Regions from separate parts of the Homo sapiens genome. Here region 1 is linked to region 2. The links are chromatin loops, found by intact Hi-C in ENCODE. Cell type or tissue: psoas muscle. All regions are shown on one strand.

Evidence for each region. Peaks named below come from ENCODE experiments on the same cell type or tissue, not always from the same donor. Only the 100,000 strongest peaks of a DNase experiment are listed, where the experiment ranks them.
Region 1: a loop joins it to region 2, with 6 times the contacts of the local background. A loop is called at or near these places in 107 of 110 quality-filtered maps.

What each region holds. Positions count from the first base shown.
Region 1 is chr11:47,144,657-47,152,656 of GRCh38, forward strand. All of the region lies in intron 4 of CSTPP1 (centriolar satellite-associated tubulin polyglutamylase complex regulator 1), which reads left to right. Among named protein-coding and RNA genes, the nearest start is that of ARFGAP2, 28 kb to the right of the region's middle. In psoas muscle, no CTCF peak of the experiment used is centred here; a DNase peak (open chromatin) is centred at 4,467.
Region 2 is chr11:46,885,812-46,893,811 of GRCh38, forward strand. It overlaps LRP4 (LDL receptor related protein 4), which reads right to left. Exons shown (of 38, transcript NM_002334.4): 13 at 7,162-7,318; 14 at 4,466-4,683; 15 at 4,133-4,309; 16 at 3,600-3,722; 17 at 514-722; 18 at 280-361. Among named protein-coding and RNA genes, the nearest start is that of LRP4, 29 kb to the right of the region's middle. In psoas muscle, a CTCF peak has its summit at 3,973 (motif pointing right); a DNase peak (open chromatin) is centred at 4,030.

The DNA.
Region 1 (8,000 bases), 260 kb after region 2:
TCTTGTGATTGGCCTGCAGGCTCTGGCCTCCTCCCAGCTGGGCCAAGGGGACCATCACATCTGTAAGTCATTTGAGGCCGAAGTGACAAAGGGTTGGGAAGCTCTGCTCCAAGGGTGAAGATTTAAAGCACTGGTTCTCAAACTTGAGCATGCATCAGAGTCACCTGCAGGGCTTGTTAAACCACACATGGCCGGACCACATCCCCAGAGTTCAGTAGGTTTAGGGCGGGGCTCAATAATTTATATTTCTAAAAAATTCCCAGGTGATACTGATGGTCTGGGAAACACACGTTGAGAACCACTGATTTAAAGTATTGCCTGCCATTTTTTTTTTTTTTTTTTTTTTTTTTGAGATAGAGTCTTGCTCTGTCACCAGGCTGGAGTGCAGTGGCATGATCTGAGCTCACTGCAACCTCCGCCTCCCAGGTTCAAGCGATTCTCTCGCCTCAGCCTCCCAAGTAGCTAGGACTACAGGCACGCACCACCATGCCTGGCTAATTTTTGTATTCTTAGTAGAGACTGGGTTTCACACTGTTGGCCAGGATGGTCCCAATCTCTTGACCTTATGATCTGCCTGCCTCGGCCTCCCAAAATGCTGGCATTACAGGCGTGGGCCACCGCACCCGGCTGTATTGCCTGCATTCTTATTCTGGCTGGGCATGGTGGCACACGCCTGTAATCCCAGCACTTTGGGAGGCAAAGGCAGGTGGATCACTTGAGGTCAGGAGTTCGAGACCAGCCTGGCCAACATGGTGAAACCCCGTCTCTACTAAAAAGAAACCCCATCTCTACTAAATACAAAAATTAGTCGGGTGGGGTGGCACGCACCTATGGAATCCCAGCTACTCAGGAGGCTGAGGCAGGAGAACTGCTTGAACCCGGGAGGCAGAGGTTGCAGTGAGCTGAGATCGCACCATTGCACTCCAGCCTGGGTGACATAGCAAGACTCTGTCCCTCCCAAAAAAAATTATTTAAAAAATGTTATTATTTTTTGAAATGAGGTCTTGTTCTGTCACACAGGCTGGAGTGCAGTGGTGCATTCATAGCTCACTACAGCCTCAAACTCCTGTGCTCAAGTGATTTTCCCACCTCAGCCTCCTGAGTAGCTAGGACCATAGGCACGTTCTACAAAGCCCAGCTAATTTTTTATTTTGTAGAGATGGGGGCAGTGATCTTGCTGTGTTGCTCAGGCTGGTCTCGAACTCCTGGCCTCAGGCATTCCTCCTGCCTCAGCTTTCCGTAAATTATTTTATTTTATTTTATTTTATTTTATTTTAAGATGGGGTCTTGCTGTGTTGCTGGGGCTAGACTCAAGCTCCCAGGCTCAGGCAGTTTTCCTGCCTCAGCCTCCCAAGTAGCTGGGACTACAGGTGCACACCACCACACCCAGCTAAGAACTTTTTAATAAAGAATTCCTACAAATTGGCTGGGCACAGTGGCTCACGCCTGTAATCCCAGCACTTTGGGAGGCCGAGGCGGGTGGATCACCTGAAGTCAGGAGTTCAAGACCAGCCTGGTCAACATAGTGAAACCTCCTCTCTACTAAAAATACAAAAAAATTAGCCGGGCATGGTGGCGGGCGCCTGTAATTCCAGCTACTTGGGAGGTTGAGGCAGGAGAATCACTTGAACCCGGGAGGTGGAGATTGCAGTGAGCCGAAACCGTGCCACTGCACTCCAGCCTGGGCAACAAGAATGAAACTCTGTCTCAAAAAAAAAAAAAAAAAAAAGAATTCCTACAAATCAATAAGAAAAAGATTAAGGATCTCAGTAGAAAAATAGTCCAAAGATATAAACAGGCAATGCACAGAAGAACATTAGTAATAAACCTTTGGGCATATTTTCATGCCCACACTCACTAGTAATCAGGAAACTCCCAACTAAATTGAGATACCACTTCATACCTATCAAATTGGCAAAAATTTTAAAGTCTCATAATACAAATATTGGTGAGGATGTGAAATAGTGGGAACTCTCATAAACTGTGTGTGGGAGTGTAAATTGTTACAATTACTTTCAGACAATTTAGGCAAATTTTTAAAGTTCAAGAGCTACTCCTGGGAATAAGGAAACATGCAGTATTGTTTGTAATGGCCGCCATTGGAACAATCTGCACGTCCCTCTGCTGAAGGAAAGAATAAAGTGTGGCATATTCATACCATAGTTGTGGAATTCTTTCCAGCAGCTAAAATGAATAGCTATATATGCATCAATCCTGATGAATCTCAAAATATCAAAGTTACAGAATGACACAGAGTTTGAGAAAAAGCAAAACAAAGCTATATAATGTTTTAAGAACACAGACATTTGCATGAGTTAATTATAGTATAAAGACATGCAGAGGAATGCTAGACTCCCAAGTTTTAGTAAATCATGGTGATCCCCCCAGGAAGAAAGGTAGAGGATAGGATGAGGGAGGGGTGCACAGGTGGCTGAAATGGTATCTGTAATGCTGCATTTTACAAAGCTTTTAAAAACTGAAGCAAAGATAGTAAGACGTTATGGTCTGATAAAATTGGCTAGTGGGGACACAAGTGTTTGTTATGTTATTCTCTGTAGTTTTCTGAGGTTCTAAACATTTCCTTTAAATAAAAAATGATGGGGGGATTAGGTAGAGAGCAATGAGAGCAAAAAGCATTTCAGGGAAAGTAAGCAGCATGGAAAAGAAGCTAGGCTCTCACCAATGATGGCCTGGAGGAACCAAGAGAAGCCAGTAGGTCTGGAATTTGAGGCATTTGAGGGCAGAGGGAGGGAAAGTGGGGCTTTACAGGCCATACATTGGGTTTGGGTCTTTATTCTAAGGTCTGTGGACCAGTTCACCCCTAGCTCTCAGGCTTCTTGGGAAGTTCCAGAGTAATGACACCTTCAGGCTGTCTACAGGGAAGCAGCAGCACCCAGGCCAAATCTTCCAGTCCTTCTGCGGGCAGCTGCTCTAACAAACACTCAGGCTGGGAGAAGGGAAAGGGGCAGCAGGAAGGCTTCATTACCACGAGACAGCACAGAGTCCACTCTTTCTTACCAGAAGTGGCTGCAGGTGGTCTCGGAACTGTGACTAGCGTCAGAGAGGCCTGTATTTGAATTATAGCTTTTTTGCTCCTAGTTTGTAACCTGAGTCAGGTTTCTTAATTCCTCTGAATGTCTGCGTTCTCCATAAAGATACTCACTGAACTGACCTCATAGGATTAATACGAGCAGAAAATGAACTTATGGGTGTGTAGTGCTGACAGAGTAAGCCCTTGGTGAATATTCACTATTATTATCATCATCATCATATTGTTTCCCACACCCTCTGGATCAAGCGTCTTAGGCATTTCAGGGCAAGTAGGGTTTGGGATACCCTGGAGGTGCGGGCTGGAGCTAGGGCAGAGCAATGACCTGGACACCCCACGCCACTTCAAGGCCCTAGGCTAGAGGCAGCTTGTGCAGCACGAGTGTGCCTCCAACACAGTCCAGAAGAGGAGCAACCCTCAGGAAATGGCCCAGGACACCTTCATAGCGGCCTTTTTCCTCCCACCTGGAGAAGGTAACCAGACATCGTGTCATCGCTGCTTCTCTCATGGCCCTGACATTCAAACAAAAACCCTAGAGGTGCACTGTGAGCCCAAACAGACATGGGGACACCCTTCAGCCACCCCATGACTGCCACCTTGACCTGGGGACACCCTTCAGCCACCCCATGACTGACACCTTGACCTGAGGACACCCTCCAGCCACCCCATGACTGACACCTTGACTTGCGGACACCCTTCAGCCACCCCATGACTGACACCTTGATTTGGGGACACCCTCCAGCCACCACATGACTGACACTAGTCATGTGACCTCCTCAAAGAAGTCCAGTCATGGAAAGTGGCTCTTCTTTCTGGCCGTGGCTGAGGGCTGGCTTCCCCCAAAAGTAAACTGGAAACTAGATCGCTGGCTTCTGCCTGAGACCTCTGCCTGGTGGATGCTGGCAGCACGCATTTCCTCTGGGCTCTATTTTTATTTGCTCTTTTGGGCTCTCCCAGCACTTTAAACCAGATAGAATATACTTACTGATTACAGCCGGCGCTCATTCTGAGCACCTGTTAGACACTAGCATATATAACATCATCATGCTGACTCTCCACAAGAATCCTGGGAAACAGGAACTATGATTATATCCTCTTCACAGATGAGGAAACTGAGGCTCAGAGGGAAATTGTCACTTGGCCAGTGAGTAGTGGAACTAGGACTTAATCCTGGGGTCAACTAATCCAGAACTTCAGGAAAACCGGTGCAGCCCGTGCCACTAGACCAGGGAAACTGACCCTAATTAGGGGTGAATAGGAAGTTGGCAAGTCAGTAGGTTCAGGCTGGAAGCTGTTGCTTCCTTGGCACCCTTAGAACTCCCAGCCAGACTGCCTATCCCAGCTGCTGGAAGTCAGCAGGGGAGGGAGAAAGTGGCCAGTCTCTCAGACCAGCCACGTGCTCTTTCTCCACTCCAGTTGCCTGTCCTAGGCTCCACCCCACACATGGTTCTGCTCAGCACAGCCTGAACCAAAGTGCCTCTACTTCTCCCCAAGAGTCCCTCTCTCTAGCCCGGAGGCATGGTCCGCAAGGGTCCCTCCATGATCCAATAGATTTGTGCAGACTCTCACTGGCAGCAGCTCCCTGTTGGCTCCACTTCAAAGCAGGGGCGGCCGGGCACCTCCAGGTGTCAGAAGCAGCTGGCACGTTAGCAGAAGGCCTCTGGCAGGAAGGGGTGTTGAGCCAACTGCCAGCAACTGGAAAACAGCACATGGGGATGACCTCGTCTCCAAGAAGATTCTTTCCCGAGCCCTCTGGGAGTGGCAATGAGCTTGAGTTCAGAAGGAAGGAGCTGTCTGTGGGGATAGAAGGGTTGCAGGCAAAGGCAAAGAGGCAAAGACAGACCAGGAGCTTCCTGCTTGCCTTTTCCCATAGTTCTGCTGAGATTCCAAAGCAAGATGCAGATGCCCACAGCCAGAAAGATCCCATAGGTGGGTTAAAGACACAGATGCCTAGAACTTTCATGGTCTCAGCATTCATTTGGAGACAGACAGCACAGCATATGATGTGATTAAAAGCACCTTTCAGTAAGTCTTCTGCAGCCATAGACCTCTGAACATCAAACTGTCCCCCCACTAGATTTAACACTAACAGGAGGAGCTGTTAGTTCTGTCCACCCTTGGGACAACACTGTCAGAGCTGGAAGAAGCCCTTTGGGAAGTATGAGCCTTCAAACTTCTGCTTGAACATTTCTGGCAATACACATCTCATTCCTTTACAAATCAGCCACAATCCTAGAACTAAGCAGCTTGAAAATGTCTCTAGAGCCAAACTCTAGATCCCCGTGGCATCTCCCCAAGAGGCAGTCCTTTGAGAGTTGGGTCTCAGCCTTCACTTCCTCCCTAGTCTTCACTTCTAAGCAAAAGATCTAAATGCAGCCATTTATCCAGTATCCTGGTTTTTAGACTGTCCATCAGCCTGACCCTCTTCTCCAGGACTCTAGTTTACTCCCCTTAAACGGACTGTCCAGACCTGAAGGTAGTAGTATTTGAATGACAGCTCTTTTGCTCCTAGCTTGTAACCTTCGCCAAGTTTCTTAATCCCTCTGAATGTCTGCATTCTCCATAAAGATTGTAAGTATCTTTATGAGAGGGATTAAGAAACTGCTCCAGGTGCCACCTGGCCAGAGGAAAAGGGGACCGTGGCTTCTCTCACTCATTTGTTCATGCATTTCTTCATTCAACAGACGTTGACTGAGTGCCTACTATGTGCCAGACACCATACCAGAGTCAAGCCACAAGCAGGGAGACAGAGGTGTCACTTGGTAGATCTTATGTTCCCAGGACAAAGACAACAGTGTGAGGAGGTTTCCGAGAACTGCAGAAGCCAGTAGCAGGGGGGCCTATTCTAGGCTGGGTTAGAAAAGGTGCTTTCCTCTTTCATCTTCCCCAAGAGATGCTGTGGAGGCTTCAGCCTGAAGAATATGGAGATATCCGGTAGGTGAGGAGGAGGCATGGAGGGCAGGGAGCATCATGGGTAGAAGGGACAGGGAGCATTATGGCTAGAGGGACAGACTTGTCTGGAGGGCATGAGTAAGGACAGCTTCAGGGAGGATGGAAGGACTAGTGTGGCCAGAATGCAGTGGGGGAGTCGAGGGAGGCAGGGGGCAGATGGAGCGGGCTCACAGGCCAGATCCAAATGGGGGAACGTGTCCTAAGGGCAATGGGAAGACTGTGAAGGTTTTTTTTTTTTTTTTTTTTTGACATGGAGTCTTGCTCTGTCATCCAGGCTGGAGTGCAGTGGCACAAGCTTGGCTCACTGACATGGCCACCTCCCAGGTTCAAGCGATTCTCCAGCCTCAGCCTCTTGAGTAGCTGGGATTACAGGCATGAGCCACTGTGCCCGGCCTCTGTGAAGGGTTTCCAACACAATGGTAAAATGGTCACATTCACATTTTAGGAAAATCTTTCTGCCCACAGGATGGATACTCAATTAGAAGAAGGCTCACGCCTGTAATCCCAACACTTTGGGAGGCCTAGGTGGGCAGCTCATGAGGTCAAGAGATCAAGACCATCCTGGCCAACATGGTGAAACCCCGTCTCTACTAAAATACAAAAATTAGCTGGACATGCTGGCGCACGCCTGTAGTCCCAGTACTACTCGGGAGGCTGAGGCAGGAGAATCGCTTGAACCTAGGGGGCGGAGGTTGCAGTGAGCCACTGCACTTCAGCCTGGTGACAGAGTGAGACTCCATCTCAAAAAAAAAAAAGCAAGAGGAGTAGTTGCAGGGAAACTGGGTAGGAGGTCATGCCATCATCAAGAAAAGAGAGGTGAAGGCTGGGGGTAGGATGGTGGCTGTGGACGTGGAAAGAAGTAGATGGATTCAAGAGAAATTTCAGCAATAGCATTGATAGGACTTGGTGACTGGTTGATTGGCTTGGAGCAGAGGGTGGCGGGGGGAAGTTTCCAGGATGTCTAGTATGCCCAGCGTTTCTGGTTGAGGAGAGTCATAGCCGGTGTTGCTGTTAACACAAGCTCGGATCCATTTGGCTTTTTAAAAGGTAGCCAGTCTTACTTCTTGCAGTTGAAAAAAAACCCTCAGTCCTTTATACATGTGCTGCTGGGATCCAGCCACATGTCCCCCAGAAAGAAAGCCCTCGCCTCTGTCTGCACCCGCTTCACTCGCCCCCTACTCCCTCCTGCTCGGCATATGTTTCAGCTCCCCAGTCTCTGAGACTCAGACTCTTCACCTGTAGAATGGAAATAACAATAAGACCCACCCGTAGGACTGTTGTAGAATAAAATTTAATTAATGTAGTCAAATGCCTTAATAGCCTGCCATGAGGTAGGGTACTCAGGAAAGATACCTGCCTCTATAGGCGGATCACTTGAGGTCAAGAGTTCGAGACCAGCCTGGCCAACATGGTGAAACCCTGTCTCTACTAAAAATACAAAAATTAGCCGGGCATGGTGACAGGCACCTGTAATCCCAGCTGCTAGGGAGGCTGAGGCAGGAGAATCACCTGAACCTAGGAGGCGGAGGTTGCAGTGAGCCGATCTGCACCACTGCACTCCAGCCTGGGCAACAGAGCAAGACTCAAAAAAAAAAAAAATGCCTCTATTGTTACCCGTATTAAGGGCACCTGCAGGGCTGCCCTGCTCTGACGGACACTCCTACCCTCCCACGGTGTGCGCCCCCTCTTCTGCAACGGCCCATCTCCAAAGGGACTGCTGATGTTTGAGGTCAAGATGGCCCCTAGCAGAAAGCTGCAGACCACTTCTGAGGCTGGAAGGGTGTGCCCTGTTTATAGCTTCTAGTCCCATCTGTGGCTGAAAGAGGAAGATGCTAGTGGCACTCAGCATTAAGGCTTCCGCGAGGCTGCGAGGCAGGGGTAGCCCTTTGGGAAGTACGAGCTCAAGCTTCTGCTCCGAGGCAGGCTCTGGAATGGGCCTATTGGTGAGAATTGCAAATGGAGGTAACTTCTGTAATTAGACAGTGGTGATGGTGGCGCT
Region 2 (8,000 bases):
GATGGAAAGAAAACAAGGCATAGGTTCATGATCTGAAATGCCTTAAAACACTCCCCAGCATCAGCTACACAGCAGAAGCAGCTGCCACAATGTGAGCTTCTCACGTGGGAGCTTCTCACTTCGGCTCTGCAGCAGCCCTCCGGCTTCTGACCTACCAAGGACTTGAAGTGAAGACAGAAGTGGTCCAGGAGAGACACTGGGCTCCTTCTATCTGAGGCCAGGGTTTTAAACAAGAGGAATCCCAGGGAGCCAGGCAGGCCACGGCTCCCCTATGCATACCTGCATCTGTCCAGTACAGTTTGTTGGTGACCCAATCAATGGCCAGGCCAGCTGGGCTCTCCAAACTGGTATCCACTACCACCTGGGCAGGAAGCAAAGCTGTATCACCAACTGTACTTCCACTCTAGTTCTGGAGCCCAAACTCCACCAATTCTCAAGGTTGGCAAAGGTATGGGAAGCCCTTCCCTGGAGAGGGTGGATTCCACCCTTCAACCTCCCCACGCTGGGCCCTACCTCCTGTCCTGTTCCATCCCACTTGGCCCTGCTGATGGTATCAGTGCTGACATCTGTCCAGTACACGTGGTCATCCCGGGAGTCCCAGTCAAGGGCCACAGCACTGCGCACGTCAGCCAGTGGGATGACATCATCAGACAGGTCCTCTGTGTCAAAGCTGATTCGACGGATGTCCATCCTTCGGGCAAAAAGCAGGAACTTGTCAAGACCTGATCAAAGGCCGAAAGGGGTCTTCTTTTAATGCTCTAAATCCAAGAACAGTGACAGACACAGACGCTCACCTGCGTGACATCTGGTTCAATCACACTTCCTGGGATCTGGTGCCCTTTGCCCCCTATACTTTATACCTCAGGCTTCTTTTAAGCACTGCCATGCTAGCAGAATCAGACTTCTAAATCAAATGGAAACAGACTCTACTAAGGTCCCAGAAGTGCATGCTGTTTAAGCATCTGTCGGCTTCATCTCAACTTTTCTCTCTTCTTACTTTTCTCCACCTCTTCTGGTGTCCTGGCTTGCCCACTGCCAACCCCTGACCCCTACTTCCCTGATGTTCATGACTGTGTCAGGGCTCCTGCCCCTCCACTCCATCACCTGGATCCCTTCCTCTTGCTCTCCTCTTTACAACTTTAAGCCAGTAGCTTAAGCTGAGCACTTTCCTTGCCAGGCACTGTGCTTGGTGCTTTTTTGATCTCACACCAAGCCTCTCTCGTGTGTTATTCTTATTCCCATTTTCTAGACGAGCAACCCTGAGGCTAATAGAGATCAAGAAACTTGCCCAGGATCCCATGGCTACAAAGCACCAGAGCTAGGACTCAGATCTGACTCCAGAGAAAGAGCTCTGGCCACTCCTCTACGTAGTTTACTTCCAGCCAGCTCTTCCCCATCCTCTGCCTTTCCTCTGGTCAGTCTGAATACTTTCTCAGTAGACTTTTCTATCCAGAAAGGCACTTCCTGACTAATGTTGCCAAATGTCTTCTTCCTAGGGCTGGGAAATCCTTAAGGGGAAGCTGTCAGGGGACAGGGGGCTTTACTTCTTGCATCTCACTAAGACAACAGGGGAAGCGCTGGACACAAAAGAATGCAAGAGGAAAGGGCCAGGCATGGTGGCTCATGCCTGTAATCCCAGCACTTTGAGGGGCTGAGGTGGGGTCATTGCTTGGGCTCAGGAGTTTGAGACCAGCCTGAGCAACATAGTGGAACCCCGTCTCTACTAAAAATACAAAATTCACTGGGCACAGTGGCTCACGCCTGTAATCCCAGCACTTTGGGAGGCTGAGGTGGATAGATCACGAGATCAGGAGTTTGAGACCAGCCTGGCCAACATAGTGAAACCTCATCTCTACTAAAAATACAAAAATTAGCCAGGCATGGTGGCAGGTGCCTGTAATCTCAGCTACTTGGGAGCCCAAAGCAGAAGAATCGCTTGAACCAGGGAGGTGGAGGTTACAATGAGCCGAGATCATGCCGCCACACTCCAGCCTGGGTGACAGAGTGAGACTCTGTCTCAAAAACAAAACAAACAAACAAAAAACTCCACAAAATTCGCCAGGTGTGACAGTGTATGCCTGTAGTCCCAGCTACTTAGGGGGCTGGGGCGGGAGGCTTGCTTAAGCCCAGGAAGTCGAAGCTGCAGTGAGCACTGTTTACACCACTGCACTCCAGCCTAGGTGACAGAGCAAGACCCTGTCTCAAAAAAAAAAAAAAAAAAAAAAAAAAAGGCCGGGGGCGGTGGCTTATGCCTGTAATCCCAACACTTTGGAAGGCAGAGGCGGGCAGGTCATGAGGTCAGGAGTTCAAGACCAGCCTGACCAACATGGTGAAACCTCATCTCTACTAAAAATACAAAAATTAGCTGGGTGTGGTAGTGCACACTTATAATCCCCGCTACTCAGGAGGCTGAGGCAGGAGAAGCACTTGAACCCGGGAGGCGGACAAAAAAAAAAAAAATGCCAGGCACAGTGGCTCATGCCTGTAATGCCAGCACTTTGGGAGGCTGAGGTGGGTGGATCACCTGAGGTCAGGAGTTCGAGACCAGCCAGACCAACATGGAGAAACCCCGTCCCTACTAAAAATACAAAATTAGCCAGGTGTGGTGGCGCATGCTTGTAATCCCAGCTATTCAGGAAGCTAAGGCAGGAGAATAGCTTGAACCTGGGAAGTGGAGGTTGTGGTGAGCCGAGACTGTGCCATTGTACTCCAGCCTGGACAAGAGCAAAACTGTCTCAAAAAAAAAAAAAAAAAAAAAAAAAGAATGCAAGGGGAAAACTCAGAGAATGAAATTAGGTTCTTAGTTAATATGTGTATGAATGAAACTTTTGAATGTTTTCCCTAACCACACTCTCTAGAAAGGACCCAGGTCCCAGGAGAATTTTATTTTACCCAGATTTCAGAGGGTCAGTGGGGTACACAGCAGTAAACAAGAACAGCTGCTGATGTGTGAGGAATCACCCCAGGTGCCCTGCTGGTCGTGCCATATGCCCGGACCGCTCCTCTCTGGACTATTCTTAGAAAAAGTCATCGTGTGCTGGGCTCTCCAGGGTTACCCTCTCAAAACAATAACTCCTAAGGAGCCCAAAGGAAGCCAAAGTAGCAGTTCAGGGACAGACCAGGGAAGATCCCATGATCTTCCACTTGTTTAACACATATTTATCCAGGACCCGCTTACACAGAACATCATCAGAGATTCTAATTTTGGCTTCCTGGTTTAAGGGCCGAAAGAAAGTCTTCAACAGGGTGACGCTAAAGGTAAAAAGGTAGGAAATCATTCCCCTGTTTTCTAGAAGAGCATAAAACCCTCTTGCTGCCTATAGAGAAGGCAATCCTGCCTGGTAAAATGATACATGAGCCTCACTGCAGGTGTTCACACTCGACCGGGCGGTATTGCTGAGCCTTCAGCCACTAGTGCTGGGTCCTCAGTCCTCAGCTTTGATAGAAGATCCCTCAGCCTCTTAAGTTCTTCCTCTCCAGGGCTCCCTGAGGAATGTGGTTTTTCCCATGACAGGCAATCCCTCCACGTCCTATCCCTTGTTCCTTCTCCCCATCCTCACAACAGCCTCCATGGAGGCTGGTGTTGCAGACCCACTTACTCTGGGCACAGGCGTGGCTGCTGATCTTGCGGAAGCCAGTGGGGCAGGCACAGGTGTAGTTCTGGCCACTGGGCAGACACAGGTGCGTGCAGCCTCCGTTGTTGTCCCCACAGCGGTTTTTCCCTGCTCAAAGAGCCCAGGGCAAGAGGATCAGCGAAGGTCTGCAAAAGTGACCCCAAGACTAGGGAATAGGGGTTTAGGTAGGGTGATAGTTCCCTGAAGGGAGAAACTATGTCTTATATTTTTGACATCTGCCCCTGCTGCTAGCACAGTGAGTACCCGGCACAGAGGAGATGCCCTGTAAATGTCTGCCTGAATTAGATGGGAACGGTGAAGTCTAATGAATCTTTTCGTGAATCTTGTTGTACTGCCCCGAATGTCCAGCAGAGGGAGGAATTAGCCCATGTCAGTGCCCTGCTGGATTTCCCCATCAGAAGAAATGGCAACTCTAAGGGGAAGGAAGGTTCTCAGAGGCACCAGAGGCCACCTCAACCATGAGGCTACTTTGGCTCACCCGGTGGGCAGTTTTTTACCTGCAGGTTGGCGCTGGGGGTGCAAGGTGTGGATGTCCATAGGGAAGTGGAGTTTGTTGCGAATGATTTCCTGGTTCTTCCCCGTAAATTTGTTAGCGCTATTGATGCTCTTGGTGTGCCAGTCTGTCCAGTACAGGCTGTCTTCAAACACTGTGATGGCGAAGGGATGCGGGAGGCCTGGGGAAAGTCCAGGAAGACCTCAGTCTGGACGTGGTCTGCCATGTCCCCTGGGCCCAGGCCTGGCAACTACACAAAACCTCTACCAAGGCTCCTGGGGGGCAGGGACGGGGGCAGGAGGACAAGAGATGAAGGAGACTGAAGGAAGGGGCTCACCCTGGCTAATGACAGCCTTACGGTGACTCCCATCCAGATTGGCCCTCTCGATGACATGGTGCTTAGCATCCACCCAGTACATACGGCGCCCGGCATAGTCGATGGTGAGGCCATTGGGCCAGAAGAGATGGGTATCGGCAATGATGCGGCGTCCAGAGCCATCCATGCTGGAGGCCTCAATACGGGGGGTGTTGCCCCAGTCTGTCCAGTAAATGGTACTAGGAAGAGAAAAGTAAATTGGGAAGTGGGCAGCAGAAAACAGGTAGGTAACCAGGAGAATAATCAGGTAGGGCGCTTTTATCCATTTAACTCAGGGGACTCCAATGTTTGGTCCACAGAATGAATTTTTTTTTTAGACGGGGTCTCATTTTGTCACCCAGGCTGGAGGGCAGGTGAGATTACAGCTCACTGCGGCCTCAATCTCCTGGGCTCAGAAGGCCTCCCACTTCAGCCTTCTGAGCAGCTAGTATCGCTACACCTAACTAATTTTTTTTTGTAGTAGAGATGAGGTCTTGCTATGTTACCCAAGCTGGTCTCAAACTCCTGAGCTCAAGCAATCCTCCTGCTTTGTCCTTTCAAAGTACTGGGATTATAGGCATGAGTCACCATGCCCAGCCTCAGAATGCTTTTTAAGTGTCTGAGTTTAAATGTCTTTAGACAGGGCATTTATTCATTTAATAATTTTTTTTTTCATACTGGCAACAGGCAGGACATACTATCTTAGGCACTGGAAATCTAGCAGTGAACAAAACAGACAAAAGTCTCACAGAATTGACAATATAATGTAATATTAGGACAGGCACTTTCTTCTTTGTCACAATCTCTTCCACTGCCTTTTGTATTTTATTTTCTTTTATTTTTGAGACTCGCTCTGTTGCCCAGGCTGGAATGCAGTGGCACGATTTCAGCTCACTGCAACCTCCACCTCCTGGACCCAAGTGATTCTCCTGCCTCAGCCTCCCAAGTAGCTGGAATTACAGGCACCCGCCACCATGCCCAGCTAATTTTTGTATTTTTAGTAGAGATGGGGTTTCACCATGTTGGCCAGGCTGGTCTCAAACTCCTGACCCCAAGTGATCCACCTGCCTCGGCCTCCCAAAGTGCTGGGGTTACAAGCTTGAGTCACCATGCCCGGCTCCTTTTGTATTTTATACACACACACACACACACACACACACACACACACACAGACACACACACATACACACACACAGTTTCTAAAACAGTTGATACATACTGTAGGACCTTATAAGATACTCCCTCCATTGATTGCATAGAATTTTTAAAAGCCAGAGGTGAGAACTTCATTTCAGGAGTTTTTCTTTAATTCAGATTTCTGAATTTTAAATTTAATTTTTTTTGAGACAGAGTCTCACTCTGTCATCCAGGAGTGCAGTGCCATAATCATGGCTCACTGCAGCCTCGAACTCCAGGGCTCAGGTGATCCTCCTACCTCAGCCTCCTGTGTAGTTGGGACTACAGGCATGCATCAATAAGTCCAGCTAATTTTTGTACTTTTTATAGAGATGGGGTTTTGCCATGTTGCCCAAGCTGGTCTTGAACTCCTGGGCTCAAGCAATCTGCCCACCTCAGCATCCCAAAGTGCTGAGATTATAGGCATGAGCCACTGAACCTGACCAGATTTCTCAATTTTATTTATTTAACTTTTTTTGAGACAGGGTCTTACTCTGTCACCCAGGCTGGAGGTCACTGTTGCAATCACGGTTCCCTGCAACCTCGACCTCCCAGTCTCAAGCCATCCTTGCACCTCAGCCTCCCACGTAGCTGGGACTACAGGCATGTGCCACTATGCCAGGCTAATTTAGAAAACATTTTTGTAGAGATGAGGCCACACTATGTTGCCCAGGCTGATCTTGAACTCCTGGACTCAAGTGATCCTCCTTCCTTGGTCTCCAAAAGTGCTGGAATTATAGGTGTGAGCCACTGTGCCCGGCCCCTCTATTAATTTTTAGGCTATAATAATTAATTACAATTCTTATGAATTACTAATAACTATTAATTTGTATTAATTAGGTCAACCTTATGAGCTAATAATAAAAATACGAAACACCTACAACTTATCTAATGTGTGTTATATGCAATTTAAAATGCATCACCTCATTTAATCTTCATACAACTATGATGGAGGTATTTTTTTTTAATCACCAATTTAGAAATGAGTAAACAAGGCAGACAGAGATTAACTGGCCCAAGGCCACACAGCCAGTTATTACAGAGCCAGGACCTAGACTCAAGTGTGTGGGGGACAGAGCCCATGTTATTAACATCATACTTTTTTTTTTTTTTTTTTTCGAGACAGAGTCTTGCTCTTTCTCCCAGGCTGGAGTGCAGTGGCGCAATCTCAGCTCACTGTAACCTGTGCCTCCTGGGTTCAAACAACTCTCCTGCCTCAACCTCCCGAGTAGCTGGGATTACAAGCACCCGCCACCATGCCTGGCTAATTTTTGTATTTTGCAGAGATGGGGTTTCCCCATGTTGGCCAGGCTGGTCTCGAATTACTGACCTCAGGTGATCTGCCCGCCTTGGCCTCCCAAAGTGCTGGGATTACAGGCGTGAGCCACCGCGCCCAGCTACACCACACTTTGAGGATGTACTCCCAGAATGTCTAGTCCAGGTAGCCTGGGAGCTGTCCCGAGAGGTTGCAAGAAAGTTCGGGAGCCTGAGATACAACTTACCCCTCCATGGGATGCAAGGCAATGGCCCGGGGCTTCTCCAGGTTCTGCCACAGCAACACTTTCCGGTGGGCCCCATCCAGATTGGCCACCTCAATCCTCGAGGTGCCTGAGTCGGTCCAGTAGAGTTTGTCATGGACCCAATCCACAGCCAGGCCCCCTGGTGAGAAGCAGCAGCAAAAAATGTCAAGGAGTCAACCCAGGCCCCCATGTCCCATAGTAATAGGAGCAAACTCTTACAGGAAGCAATTTTTTGGGCCAGGCACTATTGTCATCACTTCAGATACATGAATTCATTTAAGCATCACAACTCTGTGAGCTAGATACTGTAATTTCCATGAGGATGAGGAAATTGAGGCACAAAAGAGTTAAGTAACTGTCCAAGGGCATGCACTTCCTCCTCACAGTCAACCATACATCACTTTCTGAATTCTGTCTCCCTGACGCATTCCCAGGGTCCCCCACTGCACTGACCCAGGGGTTTGTAAATTGTCATCTGGGGTTTTGCAGAGGCATTTCAGAAATTCCCTAGGCATTTGAGTCCAATGTGCTTGATACCAAATTAGAATTTGACCACTTCACCTATTTGTAAAATAGCCTGAGATTGACAAGTGAGCTGTTTCTGTGGTTTTTTGTTTGTTTGTTTCGAGATGGAGTCTCACTCCCATTGCGCAGGCTGGAGTGCAGTGGTGCAGTCTCGGGTCACTGCAACCTCCACCTCCTGGGTTCAAGAGTTTCTCCTTCCTCAGCCTCCCAAGTAGCTGGGATTACAGGCATTTGCCACCATGCCTGGCTAATTTTTGTATTTTTAATAGAGATGGGGTTTTGCCATGTTGGCCAGG